2 separate regions of the Homo sapiens genome follow, and region 1 is linked to region 2. The links are chromatin loops, found by intact Hi-C in ENCODE. Cell type or tissue: endothelial cell of umbilical vein. All regions are shown on one strand. Links, peaks and the distances in the headings refer to the core of each region. The heading gives the core; the rest is flanking DNA. Region 1 overlaps GRM1 (glutamate metabotropic receptor 1). Region 2 has its middle 16 kb from the start of RAB32.

Region 1 (4,407 bases), core at 239-4,238, 480 kb before region 2:
ATAAATGCACACTGGGTCTTCCTTTTCTGTTTTCTTCATGTGTGTCTCTCTAGAAAATGTGTGTCTCTCTAGAAAAGGCAGTTCTACTCTAAAGCTTGCTCCTGTTTGGCTGCAAGTAACAGATAGAGGGAGGCATTGTCAGAGGGTAAGAGTAGCTACACACTGATTTGTTTTAAAGCACACTTGATCCTTGAAAAACCTTCAAACACAGTAACTCCTGGAAATGATGATAAAAAGACATGCCTTCTTTTCTTCTGTATTTAGAACAATTCTATAATTAAAAGAAACAAACATATCCATATTTCTAAAAACAAGGGATATTTTTAAGAGGGGGGAGGGGAAGAAAAGCTATATCTTCTCTTTGGAAATTTCCAGGGCATTAGTAATGGGAGTTTACTGCATTTTGAAATTTGACAATACTCTTAGCTGCTCATTCTCCAAAGCAGAATCTACACACTGCCAATTAATTTTCCATTGTAGTGTTAGTTCATGCAGAAGCCAGCCTCTCTTACTTAGTCCCTAGTGTGATTACGGCATATGCCTATGAGATTCCTGTTTGTTTGTTCATTTGCTTTTGTGGAAGGAATTCCGGTATTAGGCTCATTTGATTGGACCAAATAAAGCTGATGACCTGTGAACCTGTGATCCAGTGAGGAGGATACATAGAGTCTATGGTTTCATAACAGAGCGTTGCAATCAACCCTTCCTGGGAAGGTCTACCAGTGACTTTGGCTTACCAAAAGAGCTACTAGCCTTTTAAATTTTGGTTCCTCCATTTGTAGTTATAGTTCAAGCAGACACATAATAAAAAGTCTGGGTATGAAGGAGGGGGATTAGTGGTTAATAAGGAGACTTGGACTCAGACACATCTGCTTTCTTACCCTATCTTAGAGCCGTGTGACTTTAGGTGAGTCACTGAGACTCTCTAAACCTACTCCTCAAATCTGCAAACCAGAGATTATAATTGTACTTACTTCTCATGCAGCTAACAAGATAATGGCTAGCATATAATAAGAACTCAATAAAATACATAAACATACACACATAAGCTAATAAGGTGGTGGTCTGATATTGTGTATCCTACAGTGGTTAGCTTCTATTGGAAGTGACTTCCCCTCCATCTGTAAATATGATACAGTGCTCATCCTAAGTCTTTTTCAGAGACCTACACTGGAGCTAGCACATAATTTACTGATAAAGGGGAAAAGAGGAAGATTCATATAGAGAATAGACTGAGAGCCTCTTAGGCATCTAACTGCTCCCATCCCTTGACTGCTTTGCATCTGGAAAATTTGCAGTGTTTAATATGCTCCTGTTAAAAGGTAATGCCTTTGGAAAATATAGCACTTAAAGCTATGATCAGTTATGACTTCAAGATTTTCAGATAAGTGGTTAGGGGGTCATGACAGAGTAGTGCCTGCAGCGGGGAGCCAGTCCTTCACAGGCCAGTTGGAAGACATCAAAGGTTATTCCTATTTCATAATTGTTAGTGGATTTTAGCTATGAACATATGTATAGCATTTCCTGAAGTTTCCTGAGAATCATCTTTAATCATCATCACTACTGTTTCCCAAGCACCCTTATATAATCTTCTTGGTTTATATAAACTAATGGCTTCTACTCTGTACAAGGTTGCGATTTGAAAAGGCACTGGGAAGAAAATACCAGTTGCAAAGGGTGGTGGAGGCTGAAGTCATGTCAACAAGATCATAAGGCTGAAACCAGATATTTGTAATGCTGCTTGTAACTTTCTCGAGAGTAGGATATATCTTATATCTCTTCTGATTTATATAGCACTTATTACAACTCCTTGTACATAGGCTGAAAATGTTAGTTTAAATAAATTGACATTACAAAGTAGGATTTTTTTAAATTTTAAATCAGAGTTGTGAGGCTGTGAGGAAAACATGTTCTTTATTTGTCTGAGGGAAAGAATTAGAGATTGGGAGCAATTTCTGTAACCAAACTTTCCTCAATATTATATTTACTTTATTACATTCCATTTTCTTAGTCATTTATGGGCCATAAATTCAGCCTCTCTGTTGTTTATAACTTAAGTTTTTATTTTTTAATTTTTGTTTAGGGCACTGGTTGTCACTTCTGGCTGCTCATTACATTTATCTAGGGAGCTTTAAAACCTATAGATGCCCAGCCCCAGCCGTGGAGGCTCTGCTGGAGCCTGGAAATCAGACTCAGGTGTTCACAGCCCTTCCCATGGGGAGAAGGATGGGGAGTTAGGGAGAGAAAGGGGTAAAGAGTGTGTCTAGCATTGCAAATGTATAGGGTGAGTCTGCCTAGTATCATCTGGTATCACCTATCCCATCCCACTCAGCCATGGGTCTCCTTGCCATCCTTGAGCACATGAAGGATGTACCCTCATTAATGCCTTGGTGTTGGCTGTTTCCTCCAGCTGAAATCCACTTTCTTCAGCTATTTTTGTGGCTGGCTGCTTCTTTTCATTTAGATCTTAATTCAAATATCATTTCCTCAGGAATCCCTTCTCTATATAAAGTATAACCCTTCCCCTTTCACTTTCTATCCTGTTGCTTTGTTGTGTTTACTTTGTGCCATTTCCTACTATTGGAAATTATCTCATTTATGCAATTCTTTACATATTTGTTGTTATACTCACCTACTAACAGGACACCGTCATATTTCCAGAACCTAGAACAATGCCTGATGCCCCAAAAGCTTGAAGTATACATTTTTGAAATAAAAAAACCCCGGGGTTTTATGTTTATAACAGGAAAGACAAATATGTGACTAGACATTGCTAATTGACCTACGGTACCCTTTCTCCCAGATTCTGTAACATAGTTCTCAGCACCATTCTCAGTTATCCATCATTAGCCTTCAGATGGAAACTTCTTTTATACCCCTGGTTTAAAAAGTAATTTTTTGTACCTAGCTTATTTCATTTAGGAAATTAAGGCTCAAATAGGTTTAGCAAATTTTATTTTTTTATTCTTTCTTTTAAATCATTCACTTCACAATACTTATTGAGAATTTAGAATACAAGAAGCAATATTTTGTACAAGGTTTTGCCCAACATGTCTCCAGAACTTTGATTTTGTGCTATGCTTGGTCATAATATATTTTTCAATATATATTTGCAGAATTTAATTCAATAGAGAGCTTAAAACTGATTTAAATTACTTTATGTAAGGCATATATGACAAATGTAGGTGGGATGATTATAATGTAGATTATAGGATCGACTTAGAGGCTGAAGGGATTTCAGATTATCTATTCCAGGAACCTCATTTTGCAGATGAGGAAGTTAAAAACCGAGATATAATAGTTTGTTTTTCATGCATGCTTGAAGGATGAATAAAGGACTGATGGACTGAATCCTGCTGAACGTTATGTGAGTTTTTTTGTGGCACAGCAGATCTCTGAACCCAGTTCTTGGTCCAGGGCTCTTTCATCCCCACCTGTGATCCCCAAATGCATGCAATTAGAAACATCTGGGGATATTGCAAAACATGCTGGGAATGGTGTTCTGGGACTCATATTTTTATAATCCCCTTCCTCCTTAGGTAATTCTGCTGCACAGCCAAATTTGGGACCACTATGTACGTGATATTATTAGTATATGAATGTGCCTCAGTTTTAACTGAAGAGATAAGGAGGTTCCATATAATGTATGGAGAATACCATTTGTAGGACTTTCAAAGAAACCCTCTACTTTTTGCTTAGCTACACAGTACCAGTCTGAGCTAAATCTCAATAAACTAAAGACTTGCTTCTGACATTTAATTAAATCCAACAGTTATTGACTATGAGAGATAAAAAATGAATAAGATATACTTCTTAATATAGATTATTTAAATCCTGCTTAAATAGAGGACAATAAATTACAGAACCTTGATATTCCCCTGAATTTTAGATACTCATGATTTGTTGGGCTGTCAGCAATGTGTCTTATACCTTGCAAGGTGCACAGGGATGTTTGATTTGTTCTGATTTACTCTCACATGAAAGTATCAGCTTTTTCACTTAAACTGTCATGGAATTATCTACCAGTACTCAAAGTACTCTTTCATTATTTACATTCTCTGGATGATTGGAAGAAGAAATGGAAAACAAGCATCATATATTTTCTCTCCCATATTTTCAGATTGAGCAGTGATATATTTCATTATATAAAATATAATAATTATAAAACAGATTTAATTTTTCTATGGAGGTAGCAAGCTGTTTCCATAGCAAGCTCTGCTTTTCCTGACCAGCTTTCCCTTTCTGTACCTTATATTTTATCCAAAATTATCTGTCAGCAGTAAAATATTCTATCCATAGACAATTCTCTATATGCTCTTCACAGAATGTTCAGCCTAACATAGTTTATGTCAGGGGGCATAGACATTCATTTCTCACATTTATGGAGAGGAGAAAGGGAAAGAAACA
Region 2 (4,407 bases), core at 341-4,340:
CCTGGCTTAGTGATTATGGACACTGCAGTTGAGACGGTGACATCACAGGATGGAAGTAGCCTGGATTCCAACTAACACATGGTACACAGCTGCCTAGAGATGGGCCCAAACCTATACTAGATTTCACAAGACTGAAAATAAACCTTTTCCAGGTTAAGCAACTGTAATTTCAGGATTGTTTGTTAATGAAGTTTAATGTAGATTTATCTGATTACTATATCACCTTAAAGGGACAACAATTTTGGTTGTATTCAGCACTTTATACTCTAGTTGAACAATTCCTGGGATAGAACAGGTGTTCAGAAATATTTTAGTACCAAATTGGTAAAAGGTAAAGGGAATTATTAACTCAGTTTTATTTTTCTTTTCAGAATATATCTGTCCAATTATGACTAGTATGCTGGGTCTGGCCTCATGGTTTTAAAACTGGCCCAAGTGTCCCATGGAACTGATGTTTATGGTCTATTTTGAATAAGCATAAAAATTGATCCTCCCACTCTTGAAACTTGAGAAAGTTACATTTGTCTTATCTGAGTTCCTTTCTCAGGAACCAACCATCAGGCCTCCCATATTGTATCAAGGAACTGAAACTTACCAGATCACTGCATCTGGACAATGAAAGCACAGGTGCCTTACCTGTCATGATTGCCTGACTAATTGATTCCTGTTAACCAACTCCTCTTCCTTACCCCTTCCTAATTCCTGTTTTCCCACACATGCTTACAATTCTTCCCTACAATATAAACCCCTAATTTTAGTCAGTCGGGGAGATGGATTTGAGACTGATCTCCCGTCTCCTTAACTACAGCACCTGATTAAAGCCTTCTTTCCTGGCAATACTTGTCTCAGTGACTGGCTTTCTGTGCAGCAAGCAACAGTACCTAGACTGCAGCAAGCAACAGGACCTCGACCTAGACCGACTTGGTAACAGTTTTGTTTTCAAAAGGTCAGAGCCTGGAAATTTTGACTGTGACATTTTGTGATGTATAATCCTTCAACACACATTTAAATAATGTGTATCAAATCTTGAAACCCCCTTGATCTTCCCACTGACCCAAAATGCCATAACCACATACACTGGACAATACACTGTGGACACTTCATGTTCTTTTGCTACAAGGAAATTCCTAGGTAAATTAGTTATGAGTTCCAGGACATTTGCTGTCACTACTCAGCAGGCTTGCATTTGCAAAGCTTGCCCTCTTGAGGCCAAACAGTTCCAATTTATAAATTGTTATGCCTGGATAATAGAGATTAGTCTACATATCTCTTTAAAGCTACTGACTGATGAGGGCCAGAATCTGTGGCATTGCAGACTGGTGAAGAGCAAGGACTCTAAAATAGGATGTCTGGGTTTGTGTCTGGGAGTTACTACCTCTTGTCAGTATCATCATGAACTTCCTTTCCTTTATCCATAAAATATGGATTATAAAAGTACCCATGTTACAGTGATGTTCAATTAAGTGTATTAATACATGTACAGGGTTTAAAATAATATTTACCACACAACAAGTGTTTAAATAAAATGAACTAATATTATGTACAGTGACACTAAACTAGTATCTAGACATGATTTACTCATAGGGCTATATTAACTAGACAAGCAGCTGCTATTTTTTTTTTTTTTTTTGAGACGTAGTCTTACTCTGTCGCCAGGCTGGAGTGCAGTGGCGCAAACTCAGCTCACCGCAACCTCCACCTCCCAGGTTCAAGCATTCTCCTCCCTCAATCTCCCGAGTAGCTGGGACTACAAGTGTGCACCACTACACCCAGCAGCTGCTATTCTTAAAGGGGCTATATGTTTATCAACTAACATTTCAAAATGTATTTGAAACAGATAAAAATAAAAGTCTCAACACATGATTATAATCTGTGTTGAAATGTGCCTCCCAAGTCATATAATTCTATACATGACTCCATAAAGCCATGAAGACATTCATACATGACAGACTAAGATGTGTAAATATTCACATGCCAAATTATATTCTTGAATGATTTAGAGAGAAAAGAGGCATTTATTAAATATTCTTTCTCCCATTTTTTCTATTTCCTTTCAAAATTTCCAGGCAATCGAATAAACATTGCAATGACTTTTTTAGACATGAAAATCATATTGCAGATAAATAAAATAAATTTATTCAAAAATGGCCTTTAGCAGATCCAAAAAGTATATTCAAATCAATATAAGAATAAGTTGTAAAATTGACCTTTGTGCATTCTCTGGAAGATTTGGTCAACTAGCTCTGTGAATAAATAATTTAAAAAAATGCATCCTGCCTGCACACCACCGTGGGGCCTCCCCAAAGAGCATGCAATATAAAATATAATATCCTAAACTGAAAAGAGATTATAATCATATTTGGCTCTCTGATATCATGAATATAAGATTCTCCTGCACAATGTAGAAACAGAAGGCAATAAACAGAATTGTCCATACTGGCTAGAATTCCATTTATATTTTGCCAAGCTTTTCTACATTAATTGTGGCAAATTATGTGAAATAAACATAGAATTACAATGGAAATAGTTAGGTAAGAATACGTAACCTGTAAAAAATTATTGTAAAATGTAATTGCCTGATATATTTAAGGTATTTATAATTACTTAAAATCATGTTACTAATAGGGGCACTTTTCTGCTTTTGTTCTTAATCACATTACTATAGAAACCTAAGAAAAATGAGAAGTTGATCATTCAAACAGAAGATATTGAGAAAACACACACATACACAGCAATGAACTCTGCAGGGCACACAGTAAGTATTCAATAGCTTCTTAAAGTAAGATTAATTTTTGCATATTTTACACATCTGCATGTTTACAAATATTATCTATATATCACTTTGTGCAGAAATCAGGGCATATATTCTAACTGCAGTTAAAGCATAGACATTAAAAAAAAGATAAAGAAGAAAATCCTACCATTTACAACAACATGGATGAACTTAGAGGACACCACGGTGGGTGACATAACACAGTCACAGAAGGACAAGTACTGCATGATTCTGCTTATATGAGGTATATGAAATAATCAAATTAATAGATTCAGAGAGTAGAATGGTGGTTGCTATGAGCTGGGGTATGGAAAAATGGGGAGTTGTTCAGTGAGTATAAAGTCTCAGTTGTACAAGATAAATATGTCTAGAGATCTTCTGTCACTGAGAAGATTTAAACAGGGTTGAGGCATGATTTGATTTTAATTTTATAAATATTATTCTGATTTCTGTTAAATATGGTAAGTTGAACACATGCGTTTATCATCATTTGCTTTGAAAATTCCAGTAACATGACAAGAGATTAATTTAAAAAGTTGCAAACTCAAAAGATCAAATTAGGCCAGGAGATGGAACAATAGGAAATGAGAAATAGCTACACGTACTTTGAAGGTGGAAAGCATACAGACAGTGGTAACTGACACACAGATGAGACTGCAGAAGTCTAGGCATTCATGAGACACTTATAAGAAACAAGGGAATTGGATTTTTCTGTTATCACACTACTAATAAAGACATACCTGAGAATGGATAATTTATAAAGGAAAGAGGTTTAATTGACTCACAGTTCCACATGCCTGGGGAGGCCTCACAGTCATGGCAGAAGGCGAATGAGGAGCTAAGTCACATCTTACATGGAAGCAGGCAAGAGAGCTTGTGCACGGGATCTCCCATTTATAAAACCATAAGATCTCGTGAGACTTATTCACTATGATGAGGACAGCATGGGAAAAACCTGCCCCTATGATTCAATTATCTCCATCTGGCCCCACCCTTGACATGTGTGGATTATTACAATTCAAGGTGAGATTTGGGTGGGGACACAGCCAAACCATAGCAGGAATTTATAGTGCAAACCTAGAAAAGCTCAGGAACTGAACAAACAGATTCTAATGAAGGCAAATGGAGACTGTAAGGTGGACTCTCCACAGTTTAGAGTTAGTTTAAAGTCACTATTAAGTTCAATTACTTGCTGAGACCTTTTCTGCATTCTGGTACAACAGACTACTACCCATTCATACTCCTAAAAAATACATAAGGTTGTTATCAGGGAGAATTGCACTGGAGAGGACATCAAGTAGGGTGCAATGAAGGGCAAAGTACCATACTGATAGAGGGTTAGTGGGTGAAAGGCTGTGTACTGAACATTGAGAATTCCATGCCCTCTAGCTAGACACCAGGCTTATTTCTCTCATAAAGGAGACTCAGATTCTTTCCTGGAGAAAATGAGCAGCCAAAGAGGAAAGATCTAAAAGATCTATAGATACTGACATGGAGTGGGGCAACAAAGTAGGCGGGTCTCCCTTCCAGCTATCCTGCAGTAAAACTTACCAGGCAATAATCCCTTGCCATGCTCACAGAACTTTCAGTTAATGATAGTGCTTCACTCTTGAATCAATGTAGTATTTGGCATT

Evidence for each region. Peaks named below come from ENCODE experiments on the same cell type or tissue, not always from the same donor. Only the 100,000 strongest peaks of a DNase experiment are listed, where the experiment ranks them.
Region 1: a loop joins it to region 2, with 3 times the contacts of the local background. A loop is called at or near these places in 9 of 110 quality-filtered maps.

Annotation. Positions count from the first base shown.
Region 1 is chr6:146,050,248-146,054,654 of GRCh38, forward strand. All of the region lies in intron 1 of GRM1 (glutamate metabotropic receptor 1), which reads left to right. Among named protein-coding and RNA genes, the nearest start is that of GRM1, 23 kb to the left of the region's middle. In endothelial cell of umbilical vein, for the core only: no CTCF peak of the experiment used is centred there; no DNase peak of the experiment used is centred there; H3K27ac peaks cover 532 bases.
Region 2 is chr6:146,525,190-146,529,596 of GRCh38, forward strand. No RefSeq gene overlaps it. Among named protein-coding and RNA genes, the nearest start is that of RAB32, 16 kb to the right of the region's middle. In endothelial cell of umbilical vein, for the core only: no CTCF peak of the experiment used is centred there; no DNase peak of the experiment used is centred there.